3 separate regions of the Homo sapiens genome follow, and regions 2 and 3 are each linked to region 1. A link is a contact called in ENCODE Hi-C or POLR2A ChIA-PET data. All regions are on one chromosome and are shown on one strand. The core of a region is the stretch at or near the end of the contact, and the rest is flanking DNA. Distances in the headings are between cores, read along the strand shown.

Evidence for each region. Hi-C counts contacts between places; a loop is a spot of excess contacts on that map. ChIA-PET counts read pairs that join two places held with the same protein, here RNA polymerase II (POLR2A). Pooled maps may share reads with other maps.
Region 2: a pooled map shows a loop between it and region 1 (6-fold over the local background). The contact joins the promoter of C5orf24 here to the promoter of CDKN2AIPNL in region 1. A Hi-C loop is called at or near these places in 1 of 37 single-sample maps with no recorded cell type and 6 of 50 pooled maps.
Region 3: a loop to region 1 is called in a map with no recorded cell type, with 22 times the contacts of the local background. The contact joins the promoter of VDAC1 here to the promoter of CDKN2AIPNL in region 1. A Hi-C loop is called at or near these places in 1 of 37 single-sample maps with no recorded cell type and 7 of 50 pooled maps. POLR2A ChIA-PET finds 5 or more read pairs at or near these places in 2 of 52 experiments (activated T-cell and activated naive CD4-positive, alpha-beta T cell).

The regions. Positions count from the first base shown.
Region 1 is chr5:134,410,376-134,413,574 of GRCh38, forward strand. CDKN2AIPNL (CDKN2A interacting protein N-terminal like) reads right to left here and starts at 1,506. Exons shown (of 3, transcript NM_080656.3): 1 at 1,241-1,506. The coding sequence starts at 1,479. RefSeq lists enhancers at 898-1,636, 1,160-1,649, 1,637-2,374.
Region 2 is chr5:134,844,214-134,847,412 of GRCh38, forward strand. C5orf24 (chromosome 5 open reading frame 24) reads left to right here and starts at 1,755. Exons shown (of 2, transcript NM_001135586.1): 1 at 1,755-1,999. RefSeq lists an enhancer at 1,466-2,201 and silencers at 1,721-2,100, 2,131-2,180.
Region 3 is chr5:134,003,220-134,006,418 of GRCh38, forward strand. It overlaps VDAC1 (voltage dependent anion channel 1), which reads right to left and starts at 1,756. Exons shown (of 9, transcript NM_003374.3): 1 at 1,676-1,756. RefSeq lists enhancers at 480-529, 540-589, 2,240-2,359, 2,430-2,489, 2,530-2,599 and silencers at 820-1,859, 1,920-1,979, 2,020-2,069.

The sequences.
Region 1 (3,199 bases), core at 256-2,755:
CCTCCTCCCAAAGTGCTAGGATTACTGGCGTGAGACACCGTGCCTGGCCCTGTGAACACTTCTTGCTTGTAGATACAGAAGTGGACTTCAGAAATACCAGTACAGCAGATGTTTCAAGATTTAGAAGAACAGAGGCACTGTACATCCAGCAACAGATATTCTCAGATACAGGATGAGGACCAAAATATTTTTATTTTTTAAATACATGGAATGTTAGTCTAACAAAAACATTATTTATTTCCCCAATTCTCTGACATTTGCCTAACCATGGAAAACCAGGATTTCCCAGGAGCACCTAGAAGGCAGGGAAAAGGGACGGGTGCCTCTGGCATTGCTTCCCTACGTACTGTTCTAATAAACCCCAATATGTGAAGCAAAACCAAGTGGCTTAGGCCTGCAGGGGCCAAATGACCAGAGTCAGGCAGCCATAATAGGTATAGAAACCAAGATCAAACCAAGTCACCCTATTTTCCTAACACAATTTCAGGAAAATCGAAGCTCTCTAATAGGGAGTCTCAAGATTTGCCACCTTCCTCATGGAGGGGTGAAAGGAATGCCTTATCAGGCACTTCAAAAGCGGGCCTTTGTCCTTTTGGTGCTGCAGCCAGGATGAAGTGGGCTTTGAGACCTTCACAAAAAGGCATCGGCCATTTTCATAAGAGGGAAAGCAGAGAGGTGAAGCTGGTTCCTACTTAGGACCCCGTGGGCTGTGGAGTGAGGAGAAAAAGCCATAGGATACAGATTACATCCTCTCATTAGTGATTAAAATCCATCAATCCTGCCAGAAGCTGCATGGCCCCAGGTATATCACTTCTCTCCCTAAGCTTTTTCATCTGTAAAATGGGGATCTCCGTTTCTCTCTCTGCACGTTTGCCATGTAGGTGACAGGGGCTAACGGACTTCGAATGCATACTGCAAAGGTGATGGTTTGAGCTAATAATAATAGTAATACAAATAACAATAGCAACCTTTGAACCCGCCATGTATTTAGCTCTTCACCCTTTAATTATTACAGCCATCATAACCACCCTTTTACCAGAAGAGAAAACTGAGGCTCAAAGATAAGGATCTTTCCAAGGGGCCTCCAGGGTGGGAATCAGTCTTCGGGCCGACCAATGCGGATGGAGGTTGGGCCCGGGTTCAGTCTGGGGCAGAGGTTCGGGTCAGGGGTGAGCCCTGGGAGAGGCCTTGAGGGTCGGAAGATAGGGGACAGGATCAGCCGGCCGGCAGGGGTCCGCACCTGCAGCCTAGGAAGAGATGGTTGGCCCAGACCATGGAGAGGGAGAGCAGCTGGTCCAGGCGGCCACTGCCGTCGGGCGGGTCGCGGTAGTCGGGCAGGTGGCGCAGGATGAATTCCATGCGGGCCTTCCATTGCTTCTCGCTCTCTGAGTAGGAGCGGAACTGCTCCGCGAAGTCGGCCGCCTGCCGCACCCCCGAAACCAGCTCCTCCACTGCGGCAGCCGCCTCGCCACCGACCATGGTGCCCGCCGCAGCCGAGGACCGGATAGCCCGCCGCCTTCCCGACGCGCACTGCGCCACCGCCTGCCGGCCAGAGGGGCCCCATCAGCGCACGACTGCTCCAGAAGACCAACCTGGAGCGCCCTCGCCCGGAGCGGCGGCCTGCGGGGGCACAGAGCGGCTCCTGGCTCCTCAGACCGCCGCAGCCCGTGGCTCCTGCCCTGGGTCTACCCAGGGCTACAAGGGTCTTTTGCGGTCGACCCTGCGGGGAACCGGTGGGAAAACTGAGGTCCCTAAACACAGATTCGGAGCGCCCTCTTCCAGTTGGCAGCTGGATGCCAGCCAGAGCTATGCTGTGCCCTTGCCCTGAGAGTTTCCCGGGCACCGCCTCATCCTGAGCGACATCAGGGGGCCCGGGTCACGGTCGACTTCCAGGGGTCTCCACAGCCACGAAGGTTGGGGCCCGCCTTCCTGGAGCGAGTAATCCATCCATCCCGTGAATACTTGCCAGGCACATTGCTAGGTGCTGGAGAGGCAATGAGAGCACATTCGGAGCCCTGCTCGCCTGAACTTTACCATGGAGTGGAGGAGTGGACATTAGTGACATAATTGCTCAAGTAAATGGAGAATTTCAGCGTTGACAAGTATTAGTAAAGAGAAGTTCAGCGTGCTACAACCATGAATAAGCAAGGGACCCAATCTAGTCTTGGGGTCAGGGAAGTGATCCTGGAGAAGTGAAGAATGAGCAGTTTTCTGAGTAAAGGGGAGTCGGTCAAAGCAAGAGAGAGCATGGCCTGGTAAGAGAATTGCAAGATAGGGGGTAGGAGGGGTTGGGGGGCGGGGCAGGGCAGGTAGAGAATGGAGAAGATGAAGTTGCAGAGGTCAGCAAGGCCAGTAGGCCAGGCAGGGATCCTGGCTAGATCCCAAGAATGGGGAGCCGCTGAAGGATTTTAACCAGAACAGTGACACCTGTGTTTACAAAAGATGCTGGAAGGAGCCAGAAACAATGTGTCCAGAGGAAATGAGCAAGTTTGGACTTGGTTTTAAATAGAGACAGGGTTTCGCCATGTTGCCCAGGCTGGTCTCGAACTCCTGAGCTCAAGTGATCCGTCTCCCTCAGCCTCCCAAAATGCTGGGATTACAGGTATGAGCCATCGTAACTGGCTGGACCTGAAAGTTTTTATTTAGCTGGCATGACTCTGCTGTCTGTTCGAGTCTCAGGTAGCAGACACACTGAGAGAAAAAAGAGCTTCCTTTTAAGTGGTGAATTTTCCATCCCTGGAAGCATTCAACTACAGTAACTGGGTGTTGGGGCTCAGAAACCAACACCCCAAAATGTATTTTGACATGCTGAACTGATGAAGAAGCCTCAAGGTCTCTGTGACCTCCGCCACCAACACACACTCCTGTCTGTCAATTCTTTGTTCCTCCCAAAGCACAAGATGAAGTTGTTCCCTTATCTGCCTAAATTTAGTCCAGAACGCCAAAGGAAACAATTATCTCTGGTTCCCTCCCTGAGTTTTCATTAAGTGAATTTGTTTTGCAGGAGGAAAGACTGAAGTATGGTCAACACACTAGGACAGACTTTTGTCACAAACCCTTGTCTCCTCTGCAGGCCCAACAGACTTTGTCCCAGGCCATTGCATGTTCTTCAAGCCCATTGAATTACCCTAAAAATCATTTACTACCCATCTAAAATATTCACACTCTGGATGATGGGGTAATCACTCTGTGATTAACT
Region 2 (3,199 bases), core at 505-3,004, 430 kb after region 1:
AAAAAAAACTTGTTTTTAGATAGGCTACTTAATATGCCTTAAAATCTGTGTACATATTTTAACTTTTCTATATTGGTATTTTCCTTTTACATATAAATAACACTAGCATGATTAATCCTGTTTTTTTAGCATTTTATTTTTTTGAGACAGGGTCTCACTCTGTTGCCCAGGCTGGAGTGCAGTGGCACAAACACAGCTTAAGGAAGCCTCAGTCTCCTTCCTCCTATCTCAGTCCTTCCTTCTGTCTCAGCCTCCGTAGCAGCTGGCACTACAAGTACTCATCACCACACCCAGCTAATTGTTTTATTTTTTGTAGAGACAGAATCTCTCTATATTGTCCAGGCTGGTCTCAAACTCCTGGCCTCCTGCTTTGGCCTCCCAAAGTCCTGGGATTACAGGTGTGAATCACTCCACCTAGTTGGAATGATGTTTAGAATCATGTTATGAATCTCCGTCTGCCAAAAAAATCCTAGCTTCCCAACCAGGGAATTCCACCTGAGCTTTGTGTCCAGAGTTTTTTGTTGTTGTTGTTGTTTGTTTGTTTGAGACGGAGTCTCGTTCTGTCCCAGGCTGGAGTGCAGTGGTGCGATCTCGGCTCACAGCAACCTCCACCTCCTGGGTTCAAGCGATCCTCCTGCCTCAGCCTTCCGAGTAGCTGGGATTACAGGTGCGCACCACCATGCCCAACTAATTTTCGTATTTTTAGTAGAGAAGGGGTTTCACCATGTTAGTCAGGCTTGTTTCGAACTCCTGACCTCGTGATCTGCCCGCCTCGGCCTCCCAAAGTGCTGGGATTACAGGCGTGAGCCACCGCACCCAGGCTGTCCAGAGTTTTTATTGGTGTAGGTTTGATCAACTGTTCACATGGCTTATCTGTCTCCAGTCCCTCAGTAGTTTGAATGAATGGGCTTGCTTGTTTCGTGTGTTGTGTCCTGGCTTGTGTGTTTGTCCAGAAAAGTTGTTTCTCCTCCTTTCTTTCCTACTGGCAGGGCAGTACCTGGCTCAGGGCTGTGCTTATGGTAGAACTCAGTTCTATGAATTGTCCATCCTCAAATATCCTTCATTACATGGGGGAAAAGGGCAAGCATCCTCCTCTAGCCTCTTCCCACTGCTTAATAAAGTGTCTCCCTTTCAGTAGCTGCCCTAATTCTGGATCCTCTCCATTCTGACATCTGGAAATTCACAGGAGGAAGGAGTGAGGAAATGAATCCCTTCTAAGTGGGTTTGTGTGAGGTGACTGATATGTCAGATATCTCACAAGAAAAACATAATAGCGGTAGTTTGTTGTTCCATCCTTTCCTGTGATTATGGAATAATGAATGCGACAATTCCTGGGGCGTGGTGGCTTACGCCTGTAATCTGCGTGGATCATAGGATGTCCCATAAAATAAAGCTTTTCATTATCACATGATCCTGGGCATGAAGAGTCCCAACTCCCCTGACTATCATTTATTTGTCCTGTATCTAAGAAATGGGGTCAGCAGGAGTTCCAGCATCTCAGAATTGTGGTGAAAACCAATACAAGTAAGGAAGTTATTAATTCCCCATTTGGTGGGTTCCTCAACCCCAGCCACTGGGGACGGTCCACGCCGGATCACCAGCAGCTCAGGCTTAAGGCCACGACGCGCAAGCGCAGCCTGCCAGCCTGGCTCCCTCCCAAAGCTTGCGTGCAGGTTGGCGGCGGGAGATCGGGTCTCGCGATGCGAGTGAGCGTGTGCGTGCGCGGCCCTCGCGAGCTCGCGCACGCCGCCTCTAACACTACAGGGTGGTAGCGGCCTCTTCGTACTGCGTCCGGGGCAGGACCGTGCGCGGCGGCCGCGGCGGGTGCTGGGAGCCAGCGCCTGCCTCGCCGCCGCCCTCGCTGCCTGCCACTCCGTCTTGGCCCGTTCTCCGCACCGTGCAGAGGCGGCGGGCTGGGGAGGGAGCGGCGCCAGCACGAGGTTCCCAGCCGCTGGGAAGCCCCTAGACGCGCCGAGGGGCCGGGCTACGAGCGGCTGAGGTAGGTAGGGGTGCGCGGGCTGGTCAGCCGGCCGGGAGCGGGGTAGGGCGGCGGCGAGAACGGGCGCCTCGCTGACCGGGGAGAAGAGGCCTCCTGCCAAGGGGCCCTAGTGTAGCCGGAGTGAGAGGAGGGGCCCCGGACGTAGCCTGCTCTTCCCCGGTGTGGAGCCATTACGGGGGGACATTCCTCCTGCGGCGGGGGGAGGGAGCCCCCTTTCTTTTCTTTGAGAGGTCAGAATCCGCAGTCCGCCCTTCGCCTTTAAATAAAAGCCTGCCGGCTCGAGATCGGCGTCGCGATGGAGTGCCCGTGGACTTCTACGCTTGCGGAACTCCGAGTGGACGGATAGCGGCTTATGAATTTTGCTTTTTAGAGGGTACACAACCCTTTCTCTAGGGTGGCGTGCATCTTCTGCAAACTTGTTATTGCCAATACGCTAATAGTCGCTTTCAGCACACAACAGGTAATACATTCTAAACGCCTCGTGTCAAAATAAGGAGAGTCCTTATTTGTGCACCGTGGGGCACAGTTAAGGAGCAGGAAGAAGACAAAGGAGGCCGTTATTTATGTGCCGTCCTATTATCAAAACTTTCCGTGGTGGGGCAGGGTGCGTGGCTATTGGCCTCTGCTGAATGGACTTTCAGAGTGATTGAGGTGAGTTGCAAATCTTCATTTAGAATTATGAAACGTATATGATTATACATAATAGTTAGTCAAATGACCTGAAATAAATCTCTGAGAATTACGTGATCTTTGATCTTTGGAGAACAGAACTTGGGTTTCTTGAAAGGAAGCTTTCTCCATGTTTAGAAAGCTTCAGGGATGCTTTGTGAAGTTACTAAAAATAGTTACATTTCTTTATGTTGGCAGTAATGACTGCCACATTCAAGAGAAGAGAAAGGAATTGTTCTATAAAGAACGGCTCATTTTAGGGGTTAAACTTTAGGAGTTAAACACAATAAAACAACTTCAAGGATGGTAAGTTTTAGCTTATGCTTTAAGTATTCGAATTTAGTCACAGTCCAAATATATAGAAGCTCTTAGTTGACTCCTGTACATTCAGGGAACTATTTATTGGTTGTTTTTGTTTGTTTTGTTTTTTTTGAAACGGAGTCTCACTCTGTCCCCCAGGCTGGAGTACAGTGGCGCGATCGCGGCTCACTGCAACCTCTGCCTCCCGGGTTCAAGCAATTCTCCTGCCTC
Region 3 (3,199 bases), core at 506-3,005, 410 kb before region 1:
TGCCTCAGTCTGACCCTTAGGAGCTGAGTTGGTCCAGAGCTGGGGTGGGCAGAATGAAGGCTGGCCCTCGGTAGTCTGCTCTGGCCTTCTCCTGCCTCAGTGGAGAAGTTTAGGCAACAGAGGAGCCCTTTCCCCTATCTCCCCAGGAGAGGGGAGGCTAGTCAAGGGGACAGGGACCCCGGGCGGAACGGGCTCTAAACCAGGGTCTGCTCCTGCATTCAAGATCTCCACATGCAAACTTACTGCTCCAGCTTGACAATGTCCATTTGTAAACTTACAAGATTTTTCATAAATTAAGCTGAAAGTTACTCAATACCTGGTATACAAATGCTTGTCAATAATAGTGAAAGAATGTTTAAAAACAGGAGCTACATTTATTGAACCCCTTCCACAACGCCACGTGTAGCAAAATGGTCTGCGGGGGATGGGCTGGATTCACCCAAAAAGCCCCAAGGGTGTCAGGGTTTCTACTTAGCCCTTCTCCACACCGGCACTGTTCTAAAGGTTTCATGCTAATTAATTCATTTTATTATTCCCCAAAACTCATCGAAGGAGAGGTACAATTGCTCCCGTCCTATAGATGAGAAAACGAAGGTATGGGGACTTCCCAGCTGTGTGACCTTGTACAAACCACTAAGACTGCGGGCCTCTAATCCAAAGTCAGGCTCCGAAACAGTTTCCAGAATGCACCGCCGCATTTGGCGAATGAATGAACGACCGAACCAGTAATCACTCCTAAGACCAAGAAGGCCACATCCTTCCCCGTGGGGCCTCCTTTTCCGAGGCCAAACCTTCAGCCCAGGCCCGAGCTCCGGCCTCTACCGCCTAAGTCGACTCTCGGCCGGCGCGTTCCGCTCTAGAAGGCTCTGGCACAGGCGGGCGGTGCCGGGCGCCAGCTTCTGCGGGCGTGGGCCGGCCAGGGCGCGTGGGCCTGGGGACTCGGGGCCACGGTCGTCACGTGAGCTCATCCCCGAGGCGGCAGCGTGGCCGGCACCCGCCCGCTGGCCTGGTCCGGCGAGCGTGGGCGGCGAACGGGTCCCCGCCGGATGCACGCTGGTGGGATCCAGGGCCAGAGGGCGCCGCCGGGGAAGGTCACCTAGACGCGCGGCCCGCCGGGCCTCCACGCGGCCGCCCTTGCACTTCCGCCCGCAAGCCCGGGCCGCCTCTCGCCGCCAGCCGCAGGCGTCTCTGGACCCTCGGCCTCGCGCTCCCCAGCCCAGACCTGTTCGGCACCCGCCTGTGCGGCCTTCTCTGCCCGCCCGCTCACCAGCCAGGCCCGCGCCGGCCGCTCGCGATCCCTCCCCGCGGCCGGGCTGCCGGGGCCCCTCGCCCGCTCCTCCCTCAGCGCCTCCCTCTCAGCTCCCCAGGGGCCTGGCCCCCGCCGTCCAGGGCGCAAGGAAGCCGGGGTCCTTTTCCGCTGCGCCTACCTCAGAGGATGTGGCGGCGGGCTCGGAGGCGGCTACGGCGGGGGCTGCGACGCGGAGGCAGGGAGCCGAGCCAGGGAGCGGAGCCGAGCGAGCGGCTGGGCCAAGGGCGGGGCGGCGCGGACGGCGGCGGCGCGGACCCGCCTCCCCTCCTGCGCGCCCGGCCCGGCGCGCTCCGCCCCCAGGCCCCGCCCGGGACAGCGTCCAGGCCGGGCCAGGGTCCCCATCCCGCTAGCGAGCCGCGTTCTTACCCTTCCGGGCCCCGCTGCCCCGGCAGCAGACACAGGAGCCTGCGGGCGTGTTGCGGGCGCGCGGGAGGACCTGCGTGAGTCGGGGCACGGGGAGGCGCCGGACTGACGTGTGCACCGTGTGTGCGTGCGCAGGGACACGCGGGTTCTTGCTGGAAACCTCGGCCCCAGTGGCAGCGCTCGGGAAGGGGGAGGAGGCCTTCCGATTCTCTGAGCTGTGGCCCGGAGGTCCCTGCGCTAATGGAAGACGCGCGGGGCTCCTGGGCCTCCTGCTTGGCCTCCGCGCTGCTAGATCCCCCGGGAGTTGATGTGGCCGGCGCTGGACCCAAGCCTCGCCTGGGTGGACAAAGTGGCCCCCGGCCCCCCATCAAAGCCCGCGTGGGCCCCATCCCCCGAGGGCAGTCCCAGGCCCAGCGCGGACACTGGGCGCCTGGGGCGGCGCAGATACAGAGTAGAGGCGGCGACTGTTGCTCCCGAGCTCCGCGCTCCGGATACAATGTGTCTGGCGCCTCCGACCCGCCCGCGCGGCGTCTAGACAATCTCAGAGAAAACCCCTGTGCGCCGATTTTGCACTACAGATTAGCGATTTTCTCCTGTAGCAAAGCTACTAGCAGCCAATTTCCATGCATTTGAGAGGCAAAAAGACAAAATAAAACAAAACGTGGATTGGGTTTTGCGAGGTCCCTGCTGGGTCTCTCGGCGCGAGGAGATCACGCCGGTTATGGCCGGCCGGCCGACTGAGGGCACCCCGGGTAACCCCCGCGACCAGCCGGGGCGTGTCCTGCGGGACCCAGTTAGTGTGTGTTGAGTGAACGGTCACCTCGCTGCTAGGCCTAAGCGAGTGGTCTCGTTCACCACTGAGTGTCCCCTGTGTTACGCGCGAGGCCCACTCGAAGCAGGTTTCGAGAATTAATTCGTAGATGGACGAAGATTCTACACATCCTTCGCCTTTGATCAACAAACGTCCTGGAAGGCTTGAGGCGTCTAGGGCCCTGTGGAGGAGGTGCCGGGTTACAGAATCAGGACACTCCTCACAGCCAGCTGCGACACTATCTAAAGCAGTGGGCAACTGGGGCTACGGAGGAGGCAATCAGGACTGGCTGCTGGGAAAAGGCGGCAGATTAAAAGTGGCGACTGGAGTTGGAAAAGGTGCTCCAGTGGGATAGGGTGCTGAGGAAGAGGGCAGCTGATACAGAGTGGGAGTGGGGTGCAGACAGGTTACCTAGGCCCTGTGTAGGGGCTGGGGGAGGGGTGACTGGGAATGTAAGGAAGAGCCCCCTTCAAGATCCTGAGGAGTGTAGGACGGATTCTATGACCCTCCCAGGCGCACGAGTTGCCTGGGAACTCTGGGCTTCCCAGCCTGGTGGTCCCCACCCCGCACACTGAGACTGGTGGGCAGGGGGAGGACAAGAACTCAGGGAGGCCGGGCGGGACAAGGCGGGGCTCCAGGAACCCCACAGGGCTAGGAACAGATGCCGGTGCAACCCAGTTTTGAGGCTGGGAGCAAATGTCGAAGGGCTTCCTCCC